Linked DNA regions of Homo sapiens: region 1 is linked to region 2. A link is an interaction called in ENCODE POLR2A ChIA-PET data of the cell type or tissue named here. Cell type or tissue: PC-9. All regions are shown on one strand.

The links. Peaks named below come from ENCODE experiments on the same cell type or tissue, not always from the same donor. Only the 100,000 strongest peaks of a DNase experiment are listed, where the experiment ranks them.
Region 1: POLR2A ChIA-PET joins it to region 2 with 6 read pairs; 2 of 35 experiments call an interaction of 5 or more read pairs at or near these places.

Annotation. Positions count from the first base shown.
Region 1 is chr19:41,781,498-41,785,497 of GRCh38, reverse strand. No RefSeq gene overlaps it. Among named protein-coding and RNA genes, the nearest start is that of CEACAM3, 13 kb to the left of the region's middle. In PC-9, no CTCF peak of the experiment used is centred here; a DNase peak (open chromatin) is centred at 1,667; H3K27ac peaks cover 3,727 bases.
Region 2 is chr19:41,930,718-41,934,717 of GRCh38, reverse strand. No RefSeq gene overlaps it. Among named protein-coding and RNA genes, the nearest start is that of ERFL, 4.3 kb to the right of the region's middle. RefSeq lists an enhancer at 2,976-3,507. In PC-9, no CTCF peak of the experiment used is centred here; no DNase peak of the experiment used is centred here; H3K27me3 peaks cover 2,464 bases.

The DNA.
Region 1 (4,000 bases), 150 kb after region 2:
GATGGGGTCTGAGATTCTGCATTTCTAAGGAGCTTTTGGACATGTCGTTGCTTTTGGTTGGTGGGCCACACTTTGAGTAGCAAGGGTTGAGGGTCATTTAGACATTAATTCTCATTGCACCTGATTATAGATGAAGAGAGACTGAACTGCAGAGAAAGAATATAACTTGCTTCACCCTGCCATGCCCTTACTGCATGACTTTTTGTATTTAAACCCACAGCTTTAGCCTCTCCGACTAGTTCTTGCTCCATGCATCACGTAGTCCTGTCACTGTTGTTGGCGGCTTCTCTCTAGCTTAGGAATCCAGACTCCCCTTTTCACCACCTTCTTTGGTCTTGGCTCAAGGTTTCACTTTGGCTGGTTCTGCCCTCTCAAAACCTTCAGTGGCTTTTCTGTAATCAGATCAAATTTGAACGTCTGTCTAGTGTTCATTTCCCTGCAACATATTATCCCTGTTTAGCAAGCTTACCTAACTTCCCTGTTTTAAAATGGTTTCTTTCTGCTTCAGCTCTCCCTGCTCCTTCCTGTTCCCTACACATACCCTGTTCAGGTCTCTCGGTGGTAGTGGTGGTGGCATGGGTTCCGGTGTTAGACTCACTGAGGTTCTAATCCCACATCCACCAACAACCTTGGCAAGTTACTTCCCCTTTCTGAGGATCAGTATCCTCCTTGTGAAATATCCCCATATCGTGTGTGAGAAGAGTAAATAAAATAACATCTGCAAACCCACTCTTACTCCTGGGACCTTCTTCAAAACTAGCATCTCCGGTGGGGCCTGTGTGTGTCTTTGTGCATCCAGAGTGGTGCAAAGTGTGCATCTTTGCGTGCGTTGTGTATTTCTATCACATGATTCATAATTTCCTTCCCATCAGTGGCAATTAGGAGCTCATCTCAGGCTTAGGATAGTAAAATTATATGGCATGTGTTTTCACTACAATAAAGGTCCCTCTGAGGTCTGAGGAGGAAATTGGCCAGGAGGGCTGGATGCTTTACTTAGGTTCCCTTGGCTTCTGTTTCTCTTTGTGTCTGCTTTCCTAAGCCTGAGTCTTTCAGGGTCTAACCCAAATCCTTCCTGTTTTGTGAAATGTTCAACCGTTTTTGACCCAGTTGATGCCACCCTTCTGTAACTTATTTCATCCATGTATTGGCATTTAATTATGTGCCAGCCCTCCCAGTGAGACCCCCATAGAGAGGCTGGAAGGGTGTTGGCTGTGTGAGAATTGAGAATTGAAGGTTGAGTGAGTTCTTTTCTTACTACTCCCTGAGTGTTGGAGCTGCCTTCTATCTTTTTTTTTTTTTTTTTTTTGAGACAGGATCTCACTCTATTGCCCAGGCTGGAATGCAGTGGCATGATCTTGGCTCACTGCAAACTCCGCCTCCCAGGTTCAAGTGATTCTCCTGCCTCAGCCTCCCAAGTAGCTGGGATTACAGGCACCTGCCAACACGCCTGGCTAATTTTTGTATTTTTAGTAGAGATGGGGTTTCACCATGTTGACCAGGCTGGTCTTGAACTCCTGACCTCAGATGTTCTGCCGGCCTCAGCCTCCCAAAGTGCTGGGATTATAGGCGTGAGCCACTGCACTTGACCCTGCCTTCTCTTTTTTTCGAGCTATTGCCAGCAGCAGTTCCTCCTGTACCAGCAGCACCAGACCATGGCAGGCATGTGAATACCTTAGGGATTGCTCTTCTCAGGGTCCTTCCTGCCTCTGGGTTTTGGTTACAGTGGCATTTTTTTGCATGTTATCAGATGGCCCCTCTAAGGAGGGGACTGATGATATCTCTTTATAAAAACCTCAAGATAATAACTCTAACGAAGTTGAGCACAGTGTCCTCTTGCTTAAACAGCCGGGTGACAGGAGATGTGTACACTTTCCTATTTTGTGAAATTTATAACAGTCTTTATTCTCTTACTTCAAAAGAAATTAAGGACAAAAGACCAAGTGGGGAGAACAGGGTTGTTTAGGGGAGGTCATGTATCTCTGATGTGGATTTTGTGAATTTTTCATTCAGTTATACCCGGAAGTGTGCATCTTGGCATATGTGGTCATATATTTCCATGACATAATTCATAATTCCCTTCCCGTCAGTGGCAATCAGGAGCTCACGTCAGGCTTGTGATAGTAAAATTATATGGTGTGGGCCAGGCGCCATGGCTCACGCCTGTAATCCCAGCACTTAGGGAGGCCGAGGCACGCGGATCACGAGGTCGGGAGATCGAGACCACCCTGGCTAACACGGTGAAACCCCGTCTCTACTAAAAATACAAAAAATTGGCCAGGCGTGGTGGTGGGAGCCTGTAGTCCCAGCTACTCAGGAGGCTGAGGCAGGAGAATGGTGTGAACCCGGTAGGCAGAGCTTGCAGTGAGCCAAGATCGCACCACTGCACTCCAGCCTGGGCGACACGGCGAGACTCCGTCTTAAAAAAAAAAAAAAATTATATGGTGTGTGCTTTCACTACAATACAGGTTTCTCTGAGATCTGGAGAGAAAATAGTCCAGAAGGGCTGGACACTTTACTTGGTGTCCTGCGTCTCTCTCTCTTTTTTCTTTTTTTTTTTTTTGAGACAGGGTCTTTCTCTGTCACCCAGGCTGGAGCACAGTGGTGCAGTCTTGGCTCACTGCAGCCTCAACCTCCTGGGTTTGAGTGATCCTCCCACCCCAACCTCCCAAGTAAGTAACTGGGACTACAGCCATGTACTACCATGCTTGGCCAATTTTTTTTTTTTTTTGGGTAAAGATGGGGTTTCACCATGTTGCCCAGGCTGGTCTTGAACGTCTGAGCTCAAGTTATTTGCCTGCCTTGACCTCCCAAAGTGCTGGGATTACAGGCATGAGCCACCGCACCTGGTCCTGCCTTCTCTTTTTATTGGGTAGCATTCTACTCACCCATCATTTCTCAGTTAGGAGATTTTTTTGCCTTCCCATTTCCCTATCATGGGTCCATGCCAAATATTGTGTCTGGAACTGGATGTTAGGTCCAAGGAATGGCCTCCTAGCTGATTTCCAGGATTCTAATCTTCATGGTGTAAGCTGTAGATGCTGGTTAGAGTCACCTATATGGCATTTAAAACTTACCAGGGCCTGTGTCTTCCCCTAAGAGAGTCTGAGATGATTGGTTCATCATGTGGCCCAAGTATTGGTCACTTACAAATGCTTCCAAAGAAAATAGCCATTTTACAGTGGAGGAACTTTTAGCCCAGTGCTCAAAGTTAACGTCTCCAGTGATCAGAGATATCGACATCTTAGGACATCCTAATATGATGGATGGAGAAGGTGCAGCATCACCTCTGTGGTGTTCTTGTCTAACGTGTACAACCTAAGTTTAATCATGAGTAAAAAATAGAAGCCCAAACTGAGGGTCATTCTACAAAATAACTCCAATACTCTTCAAAAATGTTAAGGTCATGAAGGCAAAAGAAATTCTGAGGAACTGTACCAGTTTAAAGGAGACTGAGAGGACAAAAAATGAGATGCAGTGTGTGATCTTGGATTGGATCCTGGTCTAGAAAGAGGACATTAGTGGGGAGATAGAGGAGATTTCAATAAGGTCTGCAGATTCATTCATTGTACAATGTCAGTGATTAATGTATTTATTTTATTTTTTAAATTTAAATTAAATTAAATTTATTTTTTGAGACAAGAGTTTTGCTCTTGTTGCCCAGGCTGGAGTGTAATGGCATGATCTCGGCTCATTGCAACCTCTGCCCTCTGGGTTCAAGTGATTCTTCTGCCTCAACCTCCCAAGTAGCTGGGATTACAGGCATGCACCGCCACACCCGGCTAATTTTGTATTTTTAGTAAACGTGGTTTCTCCATGTTGGTCAGGCTGGTCTCGAACTCGCGACCTCAGGTGATCTTCCCACTTCGGCCTCCCAAAATGCCGGGATTACAGACGTGAGCCACTGCGCCCGGCCTATGTATTGATTTTAATGATTGCACTGTGGTTATCTAAAACAATATTTGGGAAAATTGAGTGAAAAGTATATGGGGACTCTATTTTT
Region 2 (4,000 bases):
AGGAGTCCAGGCCCCCAGGCCCTCCTGTCTCAGACCCAGGAGTCAGGCTCCCAGCTCCTCCTCCCTCAGACCCAGTGGGTCCAATCCCCAGCCCCTCCTCCCTCAGACCCAGGAGCCCAGGATCTGAGACCATCCTCCCTCAGACCCAGGAGTACAGGTCCTGGGTCATCTCTCTCAGAACCCAGGGGTCCTATCCTCTACCCGCCTCCTCTCTCTTCCTCCCAGGCAGCCTGTGACCTGCTCAGGGATAAATGGAGATTTCAGCTGGGGACTGACAGGCACTAACCAGAAATGTTGTCACCATTGCCTGCAGCTGAGACCCAAGGGACTGGGAGACCAGGGACCCACAGCATGTGCAGGCACACGGACAGGGACACAAACAGATTGTGTGTGTGTCCAGGAAACACAAACGTCTAATGGGATATGGGATTCAGTCAACATGCAAGGACACACAGACACCAGCCAACACACATGCACACCAGATCTCAGGGACACACACACACACACACACACACACACACACGCTGAGCTTCTGCCCATTCAGGGCAACTGACTTTGGGGACAGCGTAGATAGGACAGGAGGATCTCCCCAAACTCTCATCTCCAGATTGGCCCTCAGCCCCAAACCCTCAGCCTCTGCCCTTCTCCTGGCACCCTTGCCCCTTCCTCCCCACTTCCTGGCAGGTTCTCAGCCTCTTGGCCCCTCTCCTACCCTCTGCCCCCCACCCCTCCACTCTGCCTCTCTGGCCTCTCCTCTGCCAGGCTCGCTTTTCTCTGTTGCTCATGCTCCGCACACCCTTCAGCCCCTCTCCCCAGTTCCCTAAGTTCCTGTTTCTCAGCCTCTCACTTCTGTGTGTCTGTCTGTCTGTCTGTGTCATCAGTTTCTGCTGCCCAGTCCTCCATCTGTCTTTTTCTCTGAATTGTCTTTGTCCATTTCTTTGCTTCTCTGTAGCCAGTTAGTAACATCTGGGATTTTCTCTCTGAGCCACTCTCAATTTGTCTCTCTGTCGCCCTTTCTTAGGGTGTCTCTGCTCTCTGAGTCTCTCTGAATGTCCCTGTGTCTCTCTATAACTCTAGGCTTTGCAGTCTCCAAGTTTCTCTTCATGTCTCTGCATCTCTGCATCTCTCTTCTCTCTCTCGTCTCTCTCACTGTCTGTTCCTGTCTCCCTGTCTCTGTCTCTCTGTCCATCCATCTCTCTCTCCCAGCCCCTCCCTCCCTCCCCCTCTTTCCCTCTCTGTCTCACTCTTCGCCTCTCTCTTTTCTCTCTCAAGTGTTTTCAATTTTATTCTGAGTGGAATTAACTACCCCTGATGTCAAATTGCCGCCGAAATCGATAATAATATCTTTACAAAAGAGGATATTCTTCTCTCGGAGAACGGCCTCTGAAAAATGGAAAATTTAGTCGAAATTGATTCATTACTTGACACTTTATAGAACGGCTGCGTATTGATCGCACCTGTCATGTCCCATCTCCCCTAATCGAAGCTGAAGGCCGGCTCCGATGCCTGCTATTTTTCATAATTCCACCGCAGCCGACAGCTCCACAAACACCACCGCTCGCTCAGCCTCCGCCTCCCCGGGCCGGCTGCCACCTCGCGCCCTCGGCCTGGCCCTGGCCCCGCCGGCTGCACTGCACGGCCCGTCCCTCCGTCCATCTGCCCACCAATTCTGCAGACGCCCTGTGTCCATCCTCCCCTCCTTCCTGGCCACTCTCCCCTTCTGTCTGTCTGTCCCTCCTGCCCCAGCCCCAAGCCCTAAGTTTGTCTGTCCTTTTCCTGGACCAGCCCCCACATCTGTCTCCAGTCTTCCAACACCCTCGCCCATCCTTTCCCTCACCCTTGTCTGTCTGTCTGAATTCCCGCCCCCAGGCACACACCCTGGCTGGCTGCCTCCCCGTGCTCTCCTGGCTCCCATCTGTCCTGTGTCTGTCTGCCCTCCTTGCATCTTGTTCGTCCCGGGCCTTCATCCTTCACCTTCCAGGCCCATCTCGGTCCATCTTCTCCCACCCGGGATAGGGGTGGGGTGAGGGAGGGGTGGCCATGCTGTTTGTTTGCACCCCTCTCCCAGCTGACTGGACTCCCCCATTCCCTCTGCTCTCCCCAACATCCACAGCAGTGTGGCTTGGCCCAGCTCCAGGCCCGGCTCCCCGGGGACTCCCCGTCCTTCTCCCCAGCCCCTCTCTGCCTGCTTTCTCCTCACCTCCCTCCCTGCTCTCTTTAACGTCCTCTCCCTGCCTCCCTCCTCCCCTCTCCCTCCCTCCCTGCCTCCTCCCCAGGCCCTGTGGGCTAGGCTTTGCCCTCAGCAGGGACCCAGAGATGAATCAGGCACAGGCCCTGCCCACAGGGAGCCTCAAGCCCCGAGGGATCGGGGATGGTGGGCGGTCATACTGAGCCAGAGGACACAGTGGTAGGGTGGGCCCTGCTCTGGGAGGACGCAGAGCCGTGCAGGCAGGGCGCTTGTCTGCGCAAGCTCCTAGTCTAATATGGGGGCAGCGGGGAGGGCAGGGTGGCCTGGTGGTTAAGAACACAGACCCCTCGGCCAGGCTGCTTGGCTCCAGGTCCCCTTCCAATACTAACTAGCTGTGTGACAGCCGGCAAGTGATTCTGTGCCTCAGTTTCCTCATCAGTAAAAGTGGGGGTGACGCTTATAACAGCATCTACCTCTTAGAGTTGTGCCGTGAGACTTGCTTGAGTTAATCTGTGTATAGAGTTTAGGCCACTGCCAGGCACATCCCATTAAATGGTCCTTGTCATGACTATTGACATGCTGGGATTTGGGCCCCATTCAACCTCCCCTACCCACACCACCCCCACCTTCCCTTTTGTTCCTGTGGTTCCAGGAGGGCTGCAGTGGTGGGGAGAGAGTTAAGGAGATGGAATCTTGGGGTGGGGGGCTCCTGGTTTCACCCTCTGTCACCTTTAGTGGTTTCAGCTGCACCAGGAGGCATCTTTGTTAAAAGCAATCTCGAGAGAGCCGATAGCCCTCACGGAGGGGTCCTCTTGCTCTTGGGGGTTTCAAGAGTCTAGAGGATATTACAGACCCCAGAGGTATGCTCTCTCCTTCACGGGTAATAAATTCAGTCCACTGGGTGTTAGAGGCTGGTGAGGGTATTCTCCTGCTCCCTCTCTCTGTCTCCCTCTCTCCTAGGGGGCATTAAACACCCTGAGGGCGTCCTCTCTCAGTGGGGTATTAACTACAGTCTTCTGCTGCTGCAGCCTCCCTGGGGATGTTAAGTACAGCTTAACGATCCCCCTCCTGTGAGACGCTTCCTTCAGCCAAGTAGGCAGAGTTGGCAACACTGCTAACGAGGGAACGTGTGCCCCTGCCGGCCGCGGGCGTGCTGTGCAGTGAGGGGTCTCTTTCACTGAGCACCTACTATGTGCCTTACACAGCGCTGCACGCTCTGGTCTCCTTTTCACAAATCCTCCCGAACCCTAGGACTCAGAGAGGGAGCATAAATTACTCCAAAATGCACAGCCCCCAGAGGTGTTCCAGAAATCAAGACGGTGTCTTCTGGGGGTGGGGGGTGCTGAGGGTGTTCTAAACAGTCAGACGGGTGCTGTTCCCATTCCTACCGGTGTGTGGGATGCACAAGGCAATGGGTCCTGGCCCCCCCAACCCCAGCCCCAAGAGCATCAGAGCTCTCCTTGGGGGGTCCTCCCCACCCTCTGATTGGGCATTGCAAGACCCTCAAAGGTGTTAACATTACAGTCCAGGTGTTTCTGACACCTGGGGACGTTTTCCTGTCTCCCAGAGGGGCGTGGTTTAGAGATAAAGTCTTAAAGCCCTATTGACTGATGGTCTTTGCTATCTTAAGGGTGTCTGTCCCTCACATTCCAAAGATGTTCTATTTTCCAGTAGGGTGTCGTGTATGGTGTGATAAACTGTATCTCTCCAGAGGATGTCCTATCTTACTGAAGGGTGTTATCTACAGTCAATTGAGCTCTTTCTGCTTAGAAGGTGTTCTGTCCCTCTTCACAGGGGTTTAATGGTCATGAA